Regions from separate parts of the Homo sapiens genome. Here region 1 is linked to region 2. The links are chromatin loops, found by intact Hi-C in ENCODE. Cell type or tissue: testis. All regions are shown on one strand. Each heading gives the region's core, and the rest is flanking DNA. Links, peaks and the distances in the headings are about the cores only. Region 1 overlaps SRGAP1 (SLIT-ROBO Rho GTPase activating protein 1). Region 2 overlaps SRGAP1 (SLIT-ROBO Rho GTPase activating protein 1).

Evidence for each region. Peaks named below come from ENCODE experiments on the same cell type or tissue, not always from the same donor. Only the 100,000 strongest peaks of a DNase experiment are listed, where the experiment ranks them.
Region 1: a loop joins it to region 2, with 7 times the contacts of the local background. A loop is called at or near these places in 2 of 110 quality-filtered maps.

Annotation. Positions count from the first base shown.
Region 1 is chr12:64,082,696-64,092,849 of GRCh38, reverse strand. It overlaps SRGAP1 (SLIT-ROBO Rho GTPase activating protein 1), which reads right to left. Exons shown (of 22, transcript NM_020762.4): 11 at 5,824-5,851; 12 at 1,472-1,574. Among named protein-coding and RNA genes, the nearest start is that of KICS2, 130 kb to the left of the region's middle. In testis, for the core only: no CTCF peak of the experiment used is centred there; a DNase peak (open chromatin) is centred at 4,269; H3K27ac peaks cover 3,190 bases.
Region 2 is chr12:63,966,852-63,977,005 of GRCh38, reverse strand. The region is part of intron 1 of SRGAP1 (SLIT-ROBO Rho GTPase activating protein 1); the gene reads right to left. Among named protein-coding and RNA genes, the nearest start is that of SRGAP1, 130 kb to the right of the region's middle. In testis, for the core only: no CTCF peak of the experiment used is centred there; no DNase peak of the experiment used is centred there.

The DNA.
Region 1 (10,154 bases), core at 1,234-9,233, 120 kb before region 2:
TTCTCGTACTGTATTATCAAATACAACAGAATCCTACGTCTGCTTCTTGCAGCTTTTCTATATTCTCTTTCTCTGCCAGGCCATCAGCTGCATATCTCATTGCTTTCATTTTATCGTTCCTCTCTCTCCATATAATTTGTCCCTGCTTATAAGCCAGGGGCTGGGAAAATAGGTAATCAAATTTGACAATAATTTTATATTAAATTAGAGCCAATAAGGTTCTTCTGGATTTAAGGCTTAAGGCAGTAGATCTGTAACTGCTATTTAGGTTCTTCAGTGGCTTTCCACTTAATTCCAGAGTAGGGCTGATTTTTAAGGCTGCCAGAGGTTTTTAATCTATGTACATATGTATGTATGTATGTATGTATGTATGTATGTATATATGTATGTATGTCCTTATACATGCCACATGCACATTTATTTAATTATTAGTACACATATTCAATAAACAGACCTAAGAAAGTAAGACGTCTGTAATATATCATTAAGGGAGGTTATTAATGACATGGTTTCTCAGATAAACTTAGTTTGCAGAAACACCGCAGCCCATGCCATAAAATGTGAACTACAAAGGAGAAAGCAAGCCCTTTTCTTTTTTGTAAAATTCACACTAGGGTCCATAATCCAGTATTAAATGTGTATTTGGTATTTAACATTGACTTTCCCTAATAAAGCCCTTGATCAAACTTGATACATTTGCCAAACACATAATGTAAAAACTAATAGTTTAATGTGCCCATTTTTCCTCTAGTGTTTGATTGCTACAGTTTCTAAGTAAAACCTATTTATAAACTTGTCTGATTTCCAAATGCAAACATTTTTCTTTTAAAAACCTTAACAATCTAATTAAAGCCAAGCATGAGCACGACTTGAAAATGATACCAACAGTGAAAGAGCACCCTCACGTCCCTCTAGCACTATACCTGATGTCTTGTGTGCGAGTTTCTTCGTCCTCGGCTAGAAGCATTATCAGAAATACAGGATGAAAAAGAAGACGAAGAGTAAACACAGCAGAGGTACAAGGTATAGATCATAGTCTTACAATTCATTCAATATAATGAATTCCTCAAGTCATGGGAAATCAAAACTCCTGCTGTGTTTCAGAGCTATCCTAACAAGCAGACTTTAAAGAATATTTTGTGCCATCTCATTTGCATGAGTAAAAATACAACATTTTTATCAGGTTGCTTTTTAACTTTCTGTACAAATTATGGCTCTTTTTAAAAAAATAAAGAAAGAGGGCTTTCTTTTATGCCCACATAATAATACTCACATTTATTCTCTCTTCTGAAGGCACTCGACCCAAATATTCTTTCCTCTCTGACTTCAGGAAATATTATATTGATTTTCTGGGAAAGCAAAGAGCCCCAGGACAGACTTGGACATAATGACCTTCCTCCTCTTACAAGAGGCTGAGACCATTATAGTAAGAAGCATGGAGATCAGCCACCCAGATGGCTGGTGCCAGTACCTTGACGAATGTTTCCAAATCCCCATTAAACAACTTAGTATTATACTGTGAGCGGGGCCTGGACTTCCTGTGTTTCTGGGGCTTAGGGGGAACATTTGGAGGCCTAAGGGAAGGGAATATAATTACTGAGCATGGCAGAAATCAAACAATAAATGAAACATCTATAGGTCACATCAATATTACAAAACACGGGAATCTTGGGTTCCTTCCCCTCCCCCAATCACAGGGGAAAACATTCCCTCCCATTTCCCATTTATTTACTTTCACTTCTGTATCAAAAAACATACAAATTGTTTATTCACACTGCTGTTTCCCTGTATGCTGCAGCTGACATTTGTTTGTTTGCTGGTTTGTTTTAAAATAAGCACTACCAAGTAGACTCGTTAGCTATTTGGCCAAATGTTACAAACCAGCATTCTTGTTATTTGGTTTACAAGTCACACAGTAAGATACAACCGGTCATAAAGATTAGGGCTCCGGTAGATCCCCAAATGAGGAATTAAATATAACATTTTTAGGTACACATAATTTTTTTTTTTAAGTCAGAGTCTTGCTCTGTTACCCAGGCTGGAGTGTAGTGGAATGATCATGGCTCACTGCAGCCTCCACCTTCTTCTGGGCTCAAGGGATCCTCCCACCTCAGCCCAAGTAGCTAGGACTACAGGCGCATGCCATCATGCCCAGCTAATTTTTAAATTTTTTATAGAGACGGAGTCCCCCTGTGTTTTCCAGGCTGGTCTTGAACTCCTGGGCTCAAAAGATCCTTCCACCTTGGCCTCCCAAAGTGCTGGAATTATAGGCGTGAGCCACCTCACTCAGCCCAGCAAACCAATGCAAGTAACATCACATCTGTTCGATACCCCTCCAGCAGTAATGGAATTTTATTTCATGCAAAAGTAACTATTAATAGGTCACAAGTGAGAAAAATAATTTGGGTTCACTGCTTTTTCTAATTTGGGGGACATACAGGCTCGCATGAGTTATTATTTCTTTAGAACAAACTATTCCACCACCTAAATATCTGAGGATGTACTTGTTTATGCCACTGCAGACTCTCTTCCTCTCCAGTCTGCCCATTTGCTCTGGTGAATAAACCATTCTCTCTGACATATGCACATCTAGTGCAGCATGTAGTATATTTAGAAACTGTGACATCTTGCCCTGTGACTGCAGAGAGGGAACCTCTTCTGCTCTCTCCCTTTAGTGGAAAGAAGGCCAGAATTACCTGACTCAACTTCTACTACTGTGCTGAATGAAATACATGGAAGGAGAGCCCTGAGACCTGTCTCTGGATGTTTTAATGTAAAACTCCTTTTTAACTGCAAGACTTATAGGAGGATACACACCACACCAGGAAATTGTGTAAAGCCCTTCATTAAGCTTCAGACTCTAGGAAAATTTATCTTTTTTAGTTCATTTAGCTTAAGTTCAGAAAGTCTGGTTCATATACCAGATCCCAAGAAGTTACGTGGAAGCCTGACTAGCTTCCTTAGACACTATCATGTATGGAAACAAACCTACTGGTACAGCCTTCCACAGCTAAATTCTAAGACCCTCCCAGCAGATGGGCTCATATGATGAACAAGGTGCACAGCAAGCAGCACCTGAAGTTCTACAGTGCTGGCGAGGTTAAAAGAAGCCTTTGCAAGTGTCTAGGAGAGAATATGGAAACTTCTACCAGGCAACATGTCATCTCCTGCCACGGATGAAATTTCTGAGATCTCTTTTATACACTGAGTTCTGGCCATTCATGGAGGAAATAATCTGATAGGAGTAAAAAGAACAAAACAACCAACCACCAAAGCATTTAACCCTACATACTTGATTTCATCCACTCCTTTCACTATTTTAAAAGTGTTTTAAAGTGTGGATTTCATTTTTATTCAGGTACGGGGAGGCCAACGTTCAGGAGACAACTACCACTGAAAAGATAGTTTGTTAAAGAGTTGGGGATGTGCCCCACCACCAGGGAGGCCACAGAAGGAAGCACCGGGGTGGGTCAGGAGGCAGAAGGCACAAAGGAAAATGTGGGCAGGAGTCTTTATTGTGGTTCCCACTGGAGGGAATGGGAGAAGCTGGGCAAGCAGGTTTAGAATAGGCTAGTTGGAATGATTCCAGTGGGCTTTGGGGCATAGGGACTATCCCTAAGTTGTCCTATACCTGGCCTTGGGGTGATTAGGGAAGGGGAATAGTGGCCGTGAGTGTCAGAACCATGAAGGAGGTGGTTGGAGGTAGGTCGTCTGGATCACCTGGCTTGCATACAAAAGGCACACTTGGCAAGCCAGTTCTTACTACTACTGCTAGGAATTGGCTAATCCCGGGAGGGGCAGTACTTCTGGGGTCAGAAAGTCCCCAATATACCAAAGCATTAAAAAACTAGAAAATGTGGTTATTACAATAAGGTCCAAGAGAGCTTCACATCTGGTGATATCTGGAGAAGCTGACAAAGCTAAGCAGATTAGAATTTTGTTTGGTCACTGATTCACGGAGCAAGCCAATCTTGTAGACGGAGCCAAAAACCTCCAATGCACTGAATCATTGTCCCCGCATGACTGGGAGACGCAGGGTAATGCTGGCTAATGGAGGGATATCTTTTGAGTCTTCTATGAAAGGCCTGAAAATCACCTCTGTAGGATTCTATAGTACGGTAAATATGAACGCATGCAAGTTGTGAGAGGAACCTGGAATGAAAACGAATTGCCTCAGTGCTTATCAAAGTAATTTCCATGGCAGAGGTCTGATGATTCTTGCTCTGCTACACCCACATCAAGTGAACAGAGCCAGGGACGTTCAACATTCCAATTGCGTGACTCATTCTGATTCTGTGGCTACCACATGACTTCCTGATAATTTGGTTTCCTACAGAGGATGCCCACATGAGAGGAAGTACTGGTCAGGTTGATGTGAATATCTAGTCTATTTGGCAATTATAGCTCTCATGGCAAATTAATATATTTCCATTTCTGCTTTTTAAAAAAATCTCTTTTTTTGAAGTGCCTTACAGTAATTATAATTGAGAAACAACAGGTAAAATAATTGATAGTGCAAGGAGATGCTATAGGTGAAAAACATCTCTATAAGCTGCATATTACCAGGTCGAGGTAATAGTCTTCTTTTTCACTGACACAGTGAAGAAAAACCTCAGTGTTTTTTTCTTTTGTTAGGTTTGGAAAAGTCAGGAGCTGTATCTTTCTAGTTGGTTTACCATGAAGTACGAGGGGCTTCCTTATGAATAAGCTGCCCAGCAATAACATTATAGATCCTTGAAAGTCAACTTGCCAATTACTGCAGCAGATATACCAGTGTTCTAAATGCGTCTTATTTCAAAGAGAACTCAATTTCAAAAATGCAACATCTTGCTATGCTAATTAGATAATTTCTGTCTGTTGCACAAATGGTGACATAGAAAAATAAAAGTTGCCACAAACTTTCCCGAACCCAAATCAGAATCTGCTGCCCAAATGGCTTTCCTTTCTTGTAGTAGCTTCACAATCCTCCCCTGAATGAAGAAAGTACAATATGGGAGTATGTGTTAAAAGTTAAATGTTTAAAGTGAATCAAAATGGAGAATATATAGACAGCTAAAATCCTAAAGATATTCAATATAGCTCAAATTTTTATTTTTATTTTTTATTTTTATTTTTTGAGATGGAGTCTCGCTCTTGCCCAGGCTGGAGTGTGGTGGCGCAATCTTGGCTCACTGCAACCTCCGCCTGCCGGGTTCAAGTGATTTTCCTGCCCCAGCCTCCTGAGTAGCTGGGATTACAGGCGCACACCACCACGCCCGGCTAATTTTTTGGTATTTTTAGTAGAGACAGGGTTTCACCACATTGGCCAGGCTGGTCGTGAGCTCCTGACCTCAGGTGATCCACCCGCCTCAGTCTCCCAAAGTGCTGGGATTACAGGCTGAGCCACTGCACCCGGCCAGCTCTAATGTTTATATGACTAAAGGAAAATAGGAACAGAAAATAATTGTACTTTCTACTTACTTATGCAGTAGATGTACACGTCGTATTTTTTTTTTAATTAAACTATCAAATCAAAAGTCCTGTCACGCTATTTAGAAACAGTTAAAGTATTCTGGATTAGATAAACCAAGCCGGTTTAACTTAGGTTTTTGTTACTGTCTCTGCCTATTAAAGAGCTTTACAATTCCAGAGGGAAACAAAAATAAGCTAGAACATACCTAGTCTTGTAAGAAGCCCAAACATTTCATGTTGCTATGCTTTGTCAAGCCAAAACTATCTCCCGTATTCATTAACAAAATGTTAATTCTTTCAGCATTGAAATGGTTGCTTCTTGTTAAAGAGAAAGTAAAATACGCTATAAGTTATGATAAAATATTTTCCTACCTTGTAGTCATATATTCAGCTCTATGACCTGCAGGAAAAAAATTTAAAGTAAGTAAACTGAAAGGAATCAGCAGAGTGTATGTGGTACTCTTTTGTATCTCCTATCCGGTATTTTAAAACACTGAGTTTGTAATAACTTACACGTTTTTATGGCAGAAAACATGAGGATAGCATATGAAGATAGACACATAATTCAGTGTAAACATTTCATAAAATCTATACATAAAATTTAATAAATTCTATAGATTTGAGAATCATGTTTCACTTGGCAATTTGAGGCTGTGTTTTTTTTTTTTTTTTTTTTCAGAAAAGAAACAAGAATAGCTGCTTGATCATAACTGTAAGCCCAAAAATGAAATACAAATAAGACATATCCAAGATTTAGATGTTAGTTATTCTCTCTGTTTTGACTGACACTTGTTAGCGAGAAGGATGGGTTCAAATACAGTTGGGAGGGTTCAATTTTCCTTAGACTAAGTTGGTGTTCTTTCTATAATATGAATCAGGGGACTGGAGAGAAGCTGTATTCTGTAATCAGAAATGACATTTGCGAATATTAAAGTACAAGGACATTAAATGATACTACATTCCACCAACTTGTAAGCTAAAAGCCTTTCACAGAGTTCTCTGTCCATTAAAACATCAACTTCTTATACATTTGGGTTTCTTGACTTGTTTTAAGTAACAGGGCTGAATTTTTGTAGGGCTCCGACAATCTGCAATAATTTCAAGTTTGCATGTGTTTATCGGTTGCTTTGTACATTTAGGGCGGAGTAGTGGGAAGGAATGTGGGAAACATTGAACCATTCAGCTGGTTTGTTTGCAAAATAATGACATGGTCCTGAAACAGCTTGAAAATATAGCTGGCAGGGGATGGTCACGTTGCAGCACAAACAGCTAAGCTCAGCCTATCATATCATAATGCAGTGATTCAGATTTCTAGGGCAAGGCCAACATGACAATGGTAAAGAAAGCTGGCTTGTTGGGAATGGTGAACCAACACTTCCAGGCTGCAGTAGAGCCTTTGACTCTATTATCTCCTCTTGAATAACAAATAACATAAAGGATTTGGTTAATATCTATTGATTAAATAGGGTGAAACAGTTAAAATCTGAGACTACCTTTCTTCACATAGGGCCAGGCCACAGTAAAAATGTTGGCAGAATGAGTTCATGGACATGACTTGAAGTGGGGATGAAGGGAAGGGAAGAATCTCCTCTTCCTCCTCTTCCCAGTTCTACTTATTTAAGTTATAAGTCCCTTCCTTTTGCTGGCCTTCTGCTACCTTGGAGGAGAAGAAAAAGGTGAAGGTGTACATAGAACTTCAGAATAATTTATAGCTATTCATGAATGGGAGTGAAGGTCTACTGAGAAGTAGAGTGGGCAGATGGTGAGCTGACTGTGGTATGTGGTGCCTTATGGGATATCCTAATGGCAGTGTTCGGCAGCAAGCTGGCTATACAGGGTTAGAGCACAGAGAAAAGACAGGGCTGGAGATAAAGATGTGAGAGTCACCACCATTTAGGTTGTGTTGGGTCCATACGAGCCACGTAAGATCACCCAGTGTGAGGCAGTAGAATGTGCAAAGGGTTGAGGGTAGAGAAACTGTCTGGCTTGTGTTGTATTATGTTGTTATGTTGCATACTTTATGACAGCATTAAGTCTAATTAGGTATGATGCAATATATATTAGTAACAACAATAAAAACAGCAATGATGTCTAATATTTATTAGACACCATTATAAGCACTTTATATTACATATATTAACTCACAATTTTCACAACGACTTTATGAGGTAGCTTCTATTGTTATCCTTATTTTACAGAAAAGACTGAGCATATAGAAAAGTGACTTGCCCAAGGTCACGCTATTAGTATGGGGTGGGTGTGGCACTCAGGTCCAAGTTTGTTTTAATCCCAGTCCTGAGATCCCAGGAACTATAATGTACTAGCTCCCAAGCACTATAATGTACCACCTTTAAAAACGTAAGTCTTTTTTCCTGGCAAATACTTTGAAAGATCCTAGAAGAAAGGTAGGTATTATGGCTTACAATTCTGTCTGCCTCATATGCCTAAAGCCAAATACAAAATACTGAATATTTAAATAAATTTAATAAATTCTATAAATATGTACATTATTAAATTAATATCTATAAATGTAAATTTAATAACATAGGTAATCACTTTCAAGTGATTCAATAATGATGCCAATGAGAATTCCTTAGAAATGAAATGTGTTATAACTTTGAAATTCTGCTATTTTTGTAACAATATCCTAACAAATTATTCCCTAGATTTAGAAAATGATATGTAAAATGCTTAAAATTATTTTGCTCCATCCATCCATAGTTAATAGTATGAGATAAAAAATTAAAAACCTATAAAAGATACATTTTGAATAATGAACCAAGAGCGTGCTTTGCAAGAACTATGATTCACAGTATAACCACACTACCACATCCATCGTTTTTTCAGCTAATAGTCCTGAGTGTGTCTCAACTGATGAATGAGGTTTTATTTTTTAATCAGTATCATCATTAATAGATCAATAACACACAAGCTTAGAAGACTCTTCTTCCCAGAGAAATGTGAAAGCTTCCAGCAGTCTGAGGATTAGATTTCAATCATTTTCTTTGGAAAGCTACTTAATTATTAAAAACAACGGACCACTCCTTCCCCTCGCCACACCCCCCAACATATAAGCCATTTTGAAGGAAAAAAATAACCCAGGCTTAACTTGTTCTTGGTTCAAACATTTTTTTTCAGCTACTCTTAAATTTCACTCGAGAATTATGAAGTGAATTATTTTTCACACCTAAATGCATTTTATCTCCTACATATAGTTAATGGGATAACCAAAATACAGTTTGGTGGCAATTTGATATTTTAAAAAAGGAGATAAAATACTTAAAATGTGTATGGCTCAAATGAGACACAGGCATCCTGGATTTGCTCCCTAATGAATGACTGATGAGAACTCCTGGCATTACTTTCCAGTCCTTTTTCTTCCTTAAGAATACCAACTACTGCAGTGCTTTTCTAAAAAACCATAATTACTCACATTCAGCTTCCCTTTTGAAAGTATACTTGTACTCCTACTCAAAGACAGACAATGGATTGTATGAGGATAATCTATTAAATTCCTTTGTCAGAAACCTTATGCCCAGGGCAAGAAGCAATAAAATATGGAGCTCAGCTCCTAGTATCAGATTTTTTATTTAGCAAAATCGCACTGATATTTGCACCCCCTTAACTCCAAATGCTGCACACAAAGAAGCCAATGTGAACATTAAGGCTCATTACTGAAAAAGAAAAAAAAAATCAGTGCCTCAGTTTTATAGATGTATATCTCATTTACTGTGGTCAATTTAACTTCTATGATTTAAAAACAAATGACATCACAAAAAGATACAATGGTGTTGCTGAGGGATGAAGAAAATGATAATAATGAGTTTGGTCTTAACAACTCATTGCGTGCTTCTTTCTATTTCAGTAGTTTTCAAAGATTTGGAATTCTGAATTTTGACAGTGCCACTTTAAGAGCCCAATCTAGTTGCTTCACAATGTTGTAAATCAAAGAACTTACTGGGCCATTGGCAGCCTACCAAAAAGCGAGCAGTAAGGCAGGCCAAACACATGTCTGTAGTTACAGATTCAGCTGTGTACGAGCAACTGCTAAATCTTCGGGTTAGGCTCTATTTGTTTTACTATGAAGGCAGTTTTTGCAGCGGTGAGTCTAGTATACTTCAGAGAGGTGATTTCTATATAAAAAGTCAGGACTGTCCCCAAACATAACCATTGAATCCTGTATTAGTAACCCTATCACACCAAATCTGGACTCAGATTCCTCCATAAGAGCTCACCATGGGATTACTTCACTATGTGATGGGCGCCATTAACTCTCCTGGTCTCCTTTGATGTAGCCTATTAACATGAAGAGGGCTTGCACAGAAAGCCAGCAGGCTTATAATGGTTGAGTTAAAAGGTGGGGCATGTCTCCCATGCTCAGCTTTTCTCTGGGCAAATTTGTCAGTGTCATATCCAGGCAGTGACCAGCAATTGGTGTGCCACCCAGCCTGCAAAAGGGGCAGGGCTAGGAAGCAGAGATGTCTGCAACCAGTGGGCAGAGGCTAGTGTGCCTGCTGCTGATGGATGAAAGCTATCCAGTTTCTTCTGCAGCATAAATGGAGTCCTGTGAAGGTTTTATACACGTCAGCACAGCTTGTGTCCCTGGTATACCAGAGCCCGTTGAAAAAAATTCCAAGATAAAGAAATCCTGAGCTGGGCACGGTGGCCCATGCCTGTAATCTCAGCACTTTGGGAGGCTAAGG
Region 2 (10,154 bases), core at 918-8,917:
ATTTCTCCACTTCACTAGAAATCTGAACCCAAGATTTATGCTTCTCTTATACTCTGCACATAAATTAGGAAGCGTCAGGATGTACGCTACTTAATTCAATTTACCAAATTGAATTCTGGATGGGTAGGAGATCTAGTCACAGACTAGGTCAGAAAGGACCCAGACTAGGTTAGGATGGACCCAGATTGGAGTTACAGTGTCACCTAATACAAGTCATGTGACATGTGGCAAGTCTCTCAACCTCTCGGAATTTCATTTTATAAAACAATACTTCCCACCTCACAAGGCTGTGCTGAGAATTAAATGAGATGATATAAGTGAAAAGCATGCTGCAATCTGTAAACCACTATGAAACAGATGGACATGTTATTATTACTAGCACCAGCGAGCTTTCATTAAAAAATATTTATTGAATATTTTCTTGTGCCAGGCTCCTTATTCGTGGACATAAATAATAGACTGAAAGTCATGAGTCCCATTCTCAGTGAGGAAGCAGAGGCAACACAGACAGATAATGAGAGGGGGCGACTTTCACAGCCTCAAGGTAAGAATGTCAAGATGCAGTGAGAGTCTGGGGCGGACATATCCATGGCTGGGCAAGAAGGCAAGGGCACAAAGAGGTGACCCTGAGATTGACTTACCAGGAGTCTGGCTGAAGGAAGTAGGAGAGAAGGAGAGTTATAACAAGTACTTCTCAATTGCCGAAATTGAATTCTGGATGGGTAGGAGGTCTAGTCACAGACTAGGTTGGAAAGGACCCCATGTGGCATGCTAAGGAGTCAGATTTTATTTCACAGGTCAGCTTTGCAAATTGGCTTGATGATAAAAACCACCTGGCGTCCTTACTAAAAATACCTGTGTTTAGGCTGGATATTTGGATCTTGTTGGTCTAGCAGGACCTCAATGGAGGATGCTTAGAAGCATCAGTGGGCAAAAATTGAACAATTTTAAACAAGGAAGATTTATAATCAGACTTACGTTTCAGAAGAGAATACAAATGAATAATAAATGCAATGCTAAGCATCCGACACCTTATGAAATAGAGTTTTCTTTGTAAGTTGTATGGTTTCCCCATTTGAATGAGGAATCACAGGGCAAAACAAATTAATAAAAACAACAAAAACCCTCACAAGAATGAATGGTATCCATATTTTCCCCTAAGCCTCTTATTATTATAATTATTTATGAATCACTCATTTCTGTCTTCTGGTGTGGAACTAATGATGATTTCCATTTAATCTGTTATCAAGGAGTAGAAGCTGATTTGTAGCTACATTGTGGAGAAATCTTAAGCACTGTGCTGCCCAGTATGTAGCTGCAAGTGTCACTGAGTACTTGCAAGGTGGCTAGGCTGAAGAGAAGTGTGCTGTGAGTGTAAAACACGCACAAAATTCTGAAATCTTATGAGAAAAAAAAGAACGTAAAATGTCTCAATCATCTGTATATTAATTCATGTTACAATCATAAAATTTTGGATATATTGTATTATATAAAAATATTTTAAAATTAATTTCACTTATTCAATGGTTTCTTTTTACTTTTTAAAATGTAACTCCTAAAAAATCTAAAATGACCAATATGGCTTTTGGACAGCTCTCCTCTAGGATATGAGGGAATTAGCAACTGAATTTGTTGTAAGTGGAGTCGGCAATGTGGAGTTCCTATAGGAACGGGTCCTTGAGGACTTGACAGGCTTAATCAGAAGGCAAAACCTATGCCCAAGGCAAACACAGTACAGAATACGGAGTGTCTGAACACTGTTTCTAGTCAGAGGAGGTGTAACACTGGAGAAGGGACGATTTCTTTGGAGCTCATGTTTCCTTAACTGCGAAGTGGTCATTAATAACTACCATGTTTCCCTTCCAAAGGTGATGGAAGCTTTCAATCAGATGAAATAGGAAAATACTTTCTCATTATGTAAAGTGTTGTGCTGGCCAATTATTAAATGTATAATGAAAAAAAGAAAAATACAAGTTCTAGATATGATGGTGCAGACTACTTAGTTTAAGGGACATTCAGGAAGGAAAGATCACTGGCCACTTGGGGGTCATCATCACAGATAGCTTCAGAGGGGTTGGCTCTGGACATGTAGGATTTGGGAGGCTGCATAAATGTAGGGAATGGAAATGTCATGCCTTAAATAAACTCAAAATGATATTCTTGATACCCTAGTCCAGAAGAGTTATTTTCTAGGAAGTTTAGGGTGGCTGAACCAAATGTAACTTTCCAGGTCACTGTCTTAAGGAAAATATGACTCCCTAAGGTCTTTTTCTACTTTAGAATTATGGTATCACCAGCAATTTAAGCAAACAAAATAGTACAACGAACATAATATAAAATCAAGTTGCTTTCATTCCAAGCTCAAAATCATAGGCTCATCTTAGAACTCTAGAGGTGACTAGCATATCTAAGGGGTAACAGAATTATAATAAAATCCTTTTTTGTATTAAAGTAAGACCAGAAGAAAAAAATAAATAAAAATTAAAAGAAAATAAGGAACTGTCTTCTCAGTACAGTTAATCCTCACTATTTCACATGTGAAAGTAAAGTAAATTTCAAAAAATTTCTGACACATAGAGGCTGTATTCATTATTCTAAGTCTTCATTACAATACCTTCATTTGTAATGATGTTAACCTCAATATTATTTTAAAATAAAAGCTTACTACAAAACTGTCAGTTTTTCATAGCTTTTGAAAGCCAAATATTATATTTTGGCCTACATAACATTTTTAGATAAAGTATGGAAAACAAACTTGCACTTTTTTTTTCATATGAAAGCTAGCCAGGATAAAAGGCAATAAATTAGAGTGTTCAATGACTGCAGTTGAACAACATTGTAGGAAAGGGCAGTTTAAAGAAGTGCAAATCTGAATGATCCACTATTGTACTTTTATTTAAAATGCACAGGAGGCAGGGTTTCATTAACTTCCCCATAATTAAGCAAGGACATTTCAGACCTTATTAGTAGATTGATTTTTACTACTACAGAAAGACAGTGTGTGGGAATTATTGATTTATAGAGAATACAAAGATTTACATTTTGGAATGACTGTGTTCCTGAAAAGCATTTGGAATGACTGTGTTACTGACAAAGGTTCAAGGCATTTGCCAAACATTGACATTCTTTCCTGATACAATTCAACATGAAGTTTCATGGAATATATATCAAAGTTTACACATGTTTTTCTCTGAATAAGTTTTAAAAATGGAAAACTTTTTTGGGAAAATATTGGAAAGGAAAAAAGAAAAAAAATGAAAAACTTTTAAACTAGTTTAAATCTTTTGCACTGAGTACTGAGTTAATTGCAAATTGAGCCTTTTTCAAATTAAAGCTATTTGTCTTATTGCAATAATTCCAATTTTAAAATGTCTACTAGAAAAGTTTAGACTTTTAAGCAATTTAACATTTATATCTAATAAAAGAATATTTATTGATTTCCTATGATGTTTTCAGGTTCTGCGGTAAGTACTTGATACAGTTTATCTCATTTAATTCTTACAGCAATCCTATTATGTGGTGTCTCCATTACAGAGATGATAAAATTGAAGCAGAGAGTGCATAAGTATTTTGTTCAAAGTATGATAATTAATAAATACCAGAACTTGGATTCCCATTCAGGTTTGTCTGACTCCAGAGACTACGATGCAAACTTACAATGTTCGGCAATTATACATAGTATGTAATTATGCAAAGCAAGCTAAAGTGACCCAGGCCTGTGCTTCTAGATGGTCTACTAGAATGTTTAGAATATATTAGAATGTATAACTATTAATCCAATGAGAGTTGATGCAGCAAATAACAGTTTAGGTGCCAAGGGTCTAGTGTCATTTCTATCATTTACTTTTTTTCTCTTTTGAGACGGAGCCTCACTCTGTCACCCAGGCTGGAATGCAGTAGCGCGATCTTGGCTCACTGTAACCTCCGCCTCCCGGGTTCAAGCAATTCTCCCTGCCTCAGCCTCCCATGTAGCTGGGATTACAGGCGCCTGCCACCATGCCCGGCTAATTTTTGTATTTTTAGTAGAGACAAGGTTTGTCATGTTGGCCAGGCTGGTCTCGAGCTCCTGACCTCAGGTGATCTGCCCACCTCGGCCTCCCAAGTGCTGGGATTACAGGCATGAGCCACCATGCCTGGCCTTCTATCATTTACTTAAAGCCAAAAGAACTCTCCAAAATTCAGATTTTTTAAAAAAACTAGCTAAATGCCTAAAACTAATTTCCTAGTATTTCCTGAATGTCATGACTTTCTAGGAAACTATGTATTTAGGTCAACTGCTTTTGTTTTAGATCATTATTGTACTATTGCTATTATGTTCTAATTAACATAAAGTTTTGAACTATAATGTATTATAAGATCCTTGAATACAAATAACAAGTTTCTAAATTTCCACAGAACACATAGTAGGTACTCAACAACTATCTCTGGTGTACATCTGTTTCAATAAGTATACTAAGTTATCAAAATGCTATCGACTTAGGCACCAAATTCTGCCAATTCAAAAAAATGGTTTGCCTTCTCCACTCCCTGCAATCAGCCACTGCATTATGACTTCTTTTTTATTCTTTGCTCCTTATGGCCTCCAACCCTATAAGGTTTCTCCTATAAACAGTATCTTATTTGATCAGCAGTGGAAAAGAATTCCAGTTAGATCCATTGAATATCATAATGTTCTAAACATCTCTGAAATAAAAGTATATTTTATTTATCTACTTCTACCACAAGAGAATACCTTAATCTAAAACACTGACAAAGGAAACACTGATCATTTCACTTAATTTTCTTTATACCTCTATTAGAGACTTTTTAAGAAAAATCGAGACAAGGTCTTGCTCTGTTGCCCAGGCTTGTCTCTAACTCCTGGGCTCAAGCAATCCTCCCACCTCGGCCTCCCAAAGTGCTGGGATTACAGGCATGAGCCATGATGCCCAGCTTTCTATTAGAGACTTTGATTGGATTTCTATTGGCAACTTTCTTATTTTGATTTAACTACATTTCAATAAATGAGAGCTCCAATCACCTCTGGTCCACATGGACTACCTGGACTCTGGACAGGAGCTGAAAAAAGGAAGCCAGAGAATAGCCTCATTACCCATGCTTCCTCAACATCCATTTTACAACTGAAAGCCGCAATTCTAAATCATAAAATAAAAGCCTTTCAAGTTTTAGGCTACAAAATCCTTAAAGAGATGGCAATTATTTTTTCAGCTAAAAAAAAGATCACACACACACACACACACACCCACACACACACCCCTATACCCACACACACCTTTTAAGATTTTTCAGGCCTTAGCAAGTACTGACCATTAACTAGCTTTAAAATGTCAGATATGTTAATTCTCTTCTTCATTATTTTATCTCTTCAAGTACCAAAGAAAATGTCCAATGTGACAGACAACCTGTGTTAAAAGTAAGTTTTCTATTTCATCCTCAGATGTGAGCCAAACTCTATAATAAAAGTATACTTCTAGTCCTGCACAAACATCCAGCTTTTACCTGCATAATCTGAAAAAAAACTGAATTCAACAATGTTCATTAAACAATGTCTAGTCAACAAGGAACAAGTAAATTTAAAAATGCTTACGTACTCATCTGACAAACATTACTGAGCATCTTCCAGGTAGTGGGCTCTGGAGATATAAAAAATCCATTATTTCTTTACCTTGGGGCCTCCCAGGTTACCTCCTGGTCTACAGACAGGAAAACATGTAACTATTAGTTGTATAATTATCATCATTTACAATGCAAGGTAATAAGCCCTATCATGGAAGCATGAAGAAAGTACTATGAGAACACATAGGCAGGAACAACAAATTCTGCCCAGGTAAATCAGGGAAGGCTCTGGAATGACACTGGAGCTATCAGCAAAGCAGAAATTTGGTAAGTTGTGGGTGGGCTCCGAAAGGGTACTATGGACAAAAGGAGTGGCTGAGAGTGTCTAGAGAGCTCAGGGTGTTAGAAGCATGGCAGTTTGCTTTGTATCGCAGGGTGGTTAGGTAGGCAGAGGCTGGGCTAATTATTAGGGCATTTTAAAGTAAATATTCTAAAATGATATAGGATGCTATCTTGATTCAGCTCTTTGTTCATTTATTACAGGAAATGCTTCAACTTAGTTAACAAGTTAAAAACAAATGTAAATTATGCACATTTAGAAAAGATAGCTGTAGATTTATGTTCTAACTAATGAAATTATCAGGAAATGACATTTCCTGCCAAATAGGGAACAACAGATTTTTAACATTGTTTTGTGTTAATTTTGATAAGGGAGGGGGCAGTTCCAGCTACGTTCAAGGATATGGAATGGAAGGATTTGTGAGTACCATAATGCAATCCGAGTTGCCTTTCAATATAATTAGATTTAAATTTTGAAAGAAAGTGGCTTAAAATTACAATTATTTTAAACACTGATCTTCTGCTTTTCTTATTTGTTTTATGGTCTATTCAACTTGCAAACTACTTTGAAAAGTTACACTTCTTTAAAAATATATCATTAAATATTACAACAAAGCAGCATTGCAGAAATACTATGATGAAAATGTTAACATTTTTTAATCTCATACCTCTACTTCCCTATAAGTTTTTTGTAAGGTCTCAGATATGATTAGCAATATTGCCTCTGCCACACCCACCCTTTTACATCTGTTCTTATCTGGAAGAGTTTCATTTCTAAACATGATCAGATGCATAAATAGCTCTTAGTGCACTGCTGGAGAAATACTGTCCTCCTTCATCCAAATCCCCAGCACCAGATAGCTCTCACCACCTCTCCCCCTAATTACGCATCTACAATGTAAATGTTGCCTTTTAATTTAAACTCTCCTCCCCAGCTTTCTGCCCACACAGTACACTCCTCTCTGTTAAATTTCCCTGTGTCTTGGAAAAGAGGCGGAAGTAGTAAAGAGATGAAAACAGAAGACCCTGGACTGATGGTCTGGGGAAAGGGGGAAGGTGGGAACAGGAAAAGGATAAAGGGAAGCATAGCTCAAGGGGAGTAAGAAAAATTTAAAAGAGGAGAAAGTCAGGAGGGACATGTGAGGAAAGGCAGCATGGTAGAAAATGAATCAAATGTAAAGTAAATGATGAAGGTCTTCAGGAAGTCACCAAATCACATATGGAAACATGGGCTCTAGTGGGATTTCAAGAGAGTTTTGGTCTGTACATGCTTGTCTTCAGGACAGTAGATTTTTTAGTTTTTTTTTTTTTCTTTTTGAGACAGAGTCTCGCTCTGTCACCCAGGCTGGAGTGCAGTGGCACAATCTCGGTTCACTGCAAGCTCTGCCTCCCGGGTTCACGCCATTCTCCTAACTCAGCCTCCCGAGTAGCTGGGACTACAGGTGCCCACCACCACGCCCGGCTAATTTTTTTGTATTTTTAATAGAGACGGGGTTTCACTGTGTTAGCCAGGATGGTCTCAATCTCCTGACCTCGTGATCCGCCTGCCTTGGCCTCCCAAAGTGCTGGGATTACAGGTGTGAGCCACTGTGCCTGGCCGATGTTTCAGATTTTTAAACAGTACATTTTGCTGCCAGTACATTCCAGGTATCAGACTTTACTCTTGGGCCAGCATGAGAATAAAATTTCAAGTCAAAACAAAAGCACGATTTCTTTTTCTTTTAGAACGAAAGAGTAGGTTATTCGGTTATAAGACCTCCCCACCCCCACCGCTTTAAGACCTTAGAAATGGTGCAATCAAAATCAGTCATGAATATGTAACTTCAACTTTAATGAAATCTGCCATCAGATTCATCCAAGATCTTCTTTCACAGTTCCCTAATTCTAAGGTAGCTCTGACACCAAACAGAAATTCTTTGTATTCATTTTATTTTCATGGTTAGGTTTTAAATGCAACTACTCTAGCTTAATTATCTTGGCACCTAAAAACAGGTGGAGTCCATCAGAATGCTTCACACCATCTTCCTTCTCTGTGAAAACGAGTAAAATTCAAGAAGACCAAAAGCTTTCCACACCGACCCACAGTACGATTTTTTTCCCTTTGAAGTTTAGATGTTTCTGGCGGGGACCCACACTACTCACAGGCACAGCTGATGTTCTCTTGGCTGCCGGCATTCAGAAAGCTGTCTGAATGGATGGCATTGAGCCTCTGCCACTCCATTGGATGCTTCCCCAAGCACAGGTGCCAAGTAACCATGAGCAGAGGCAAGCGAGCAGTCTGCAGGGCACTTCAGGCCCAGTCTCCTAGACTAGGGCTCTCCTGAATGCCAACAGCACAGCACAGGATGAATACATTTTTTCTTCTTCCCTCTGGTTACAGAGTTGACTGGCCAGGATTATCCTGAAGACACAACACTCTGCCCAAATCCAATGAAACACTTCACGTTGTTCAGCAGTCCTGACAGGGTTGAAACGGTAGCCACTTACAGACTTAAGACCTGCCTGTGAGCCTTACACATGGAGCAGGGGTCACAAACTCCAATGCCCTCACAGACAAGACAGGTCCCCCAAATGAGAGATGCAGGCAGGGTGTAAAGTAACAAGAGACGGTAATGACCATGGTTACATGGGGGGCACATGCTTCATCTAGCCACCAACCTCCAGATAATGGCCACTGTGTAGGAGGTATGATGCAGTTATGCCAAATCTGGTATTTTTGTTTTCTGAGAGAGAAGCCAGAAATCTGGATTTTTGGGTAAAAATCTCCAAAATGTTAAATATCAGTAACTAATTAAAACAAAATACTGTACAGCCAAACAAAGCATATTCTTGTGCCAGATTTTCCCTATGGCCTACCATTTTGTAACTTCTGATGTACAGAAATTCTAAGCTTATTGGACAAAATTAATACCTTGTCATAAATATAAGAGGAACAAAATTCACATCAATAATAGTGTATAGGACCTCATGAATGTGGCAGCAATGTAAATGGTGTGTGGAGACCAATTAAAATAATTTAAGGTAACATATTTAGTGAGTCACATTATTTCCTGGCTCTTAAGTAAATGTATTTGTAACTTGGATGCCAATGAATTGACTTATTCTAAAACTTCTCACACTAGTTTCCTAGCATTGAAAATACTAGAACAGTTTCTCCTCCTCACCATTCCCTTCCTGGGGCTCAGCCTAAATCTGGAAGATGATCTGAAGTCCAGGCTTACTGGAACTGTTTCTCAGGATGAGCACTGTTGATGCTGACTCCAGAAACTGGGGGAAAGCCCTTCTGCTCTCAGTGCTGATACAAAACCTGTTCATCACTTTTGCTAACAAAGGCTTTCCAGGACAATCTGCAGTTCCAATTAGCTTTTCATATCTCTTCCCTTTGGGCATATGCTAGAGAAACAGAATTACAGAATCTCACACTTAACAACAAGGCTTAAACATCACTTAGTCCTACAAAGAATCCAGGGGTCAAATCCCCCCAAGCCCATTCCTGCCCAGAATGTCCCATCTCCCAGAGCAACCTGTGCTTTTGTCAGGCAACTCCAACCCTAGGAAAAGTTTCCTTGCCTGCAATAAGAACTCGTCCACTGGTTCAACAAAAATGTATCGAATGCCAACAATATGACTCATGCTAGTTGCTCTTTTTTTGCTAGTTAAGCGCTTTTTGAGACAGGGTCTCGCTCTGTCACCCAGGCTGAAGTGCAGTGGTGCAATCATAGCTCACTTTAATTTCGACTTTCTGGGCTCAAGCCATCCTCCCTCTTCAGCCTCCCGAGTAACTGGGACTATAGGTGCATGCCATCACATGTGGCTAAGTTTTTTTATTTTTAGTGGAAATGAGGCCTCACTATGTTGCCAAGGTGGGTCTTGAACTCCTGGGGAGAAGTGATCCTCCCACCCTGGCCCCGCAAGGTGGGGGAATTACAGGAATGAGCTACCACACCCAGCCTGCTAGTTGCTTTTATATAAAAATGAATAAGCCAGGCTACTGCCTGCCCTCCTCCCAAACGGCTCACAGAAATAATTTTTAAAATAAATATCAAACTTCCAGAAGGGTACTGTATGAGTAAATGCACTTAAAAGACAGGATAAAGCCAACCTATCAAAAAGCTCAGGACATAAGGCAACTTATGAGACGTGAATATGGAAATTCTTAGGAAAAAAAGGGTTAATCATTATGAATACTCATATATGAAATTTCCTTCAACTCTAATCTAACATCTTTTCCTAATCTGGGAACCAGAGGCTAAAAGGAA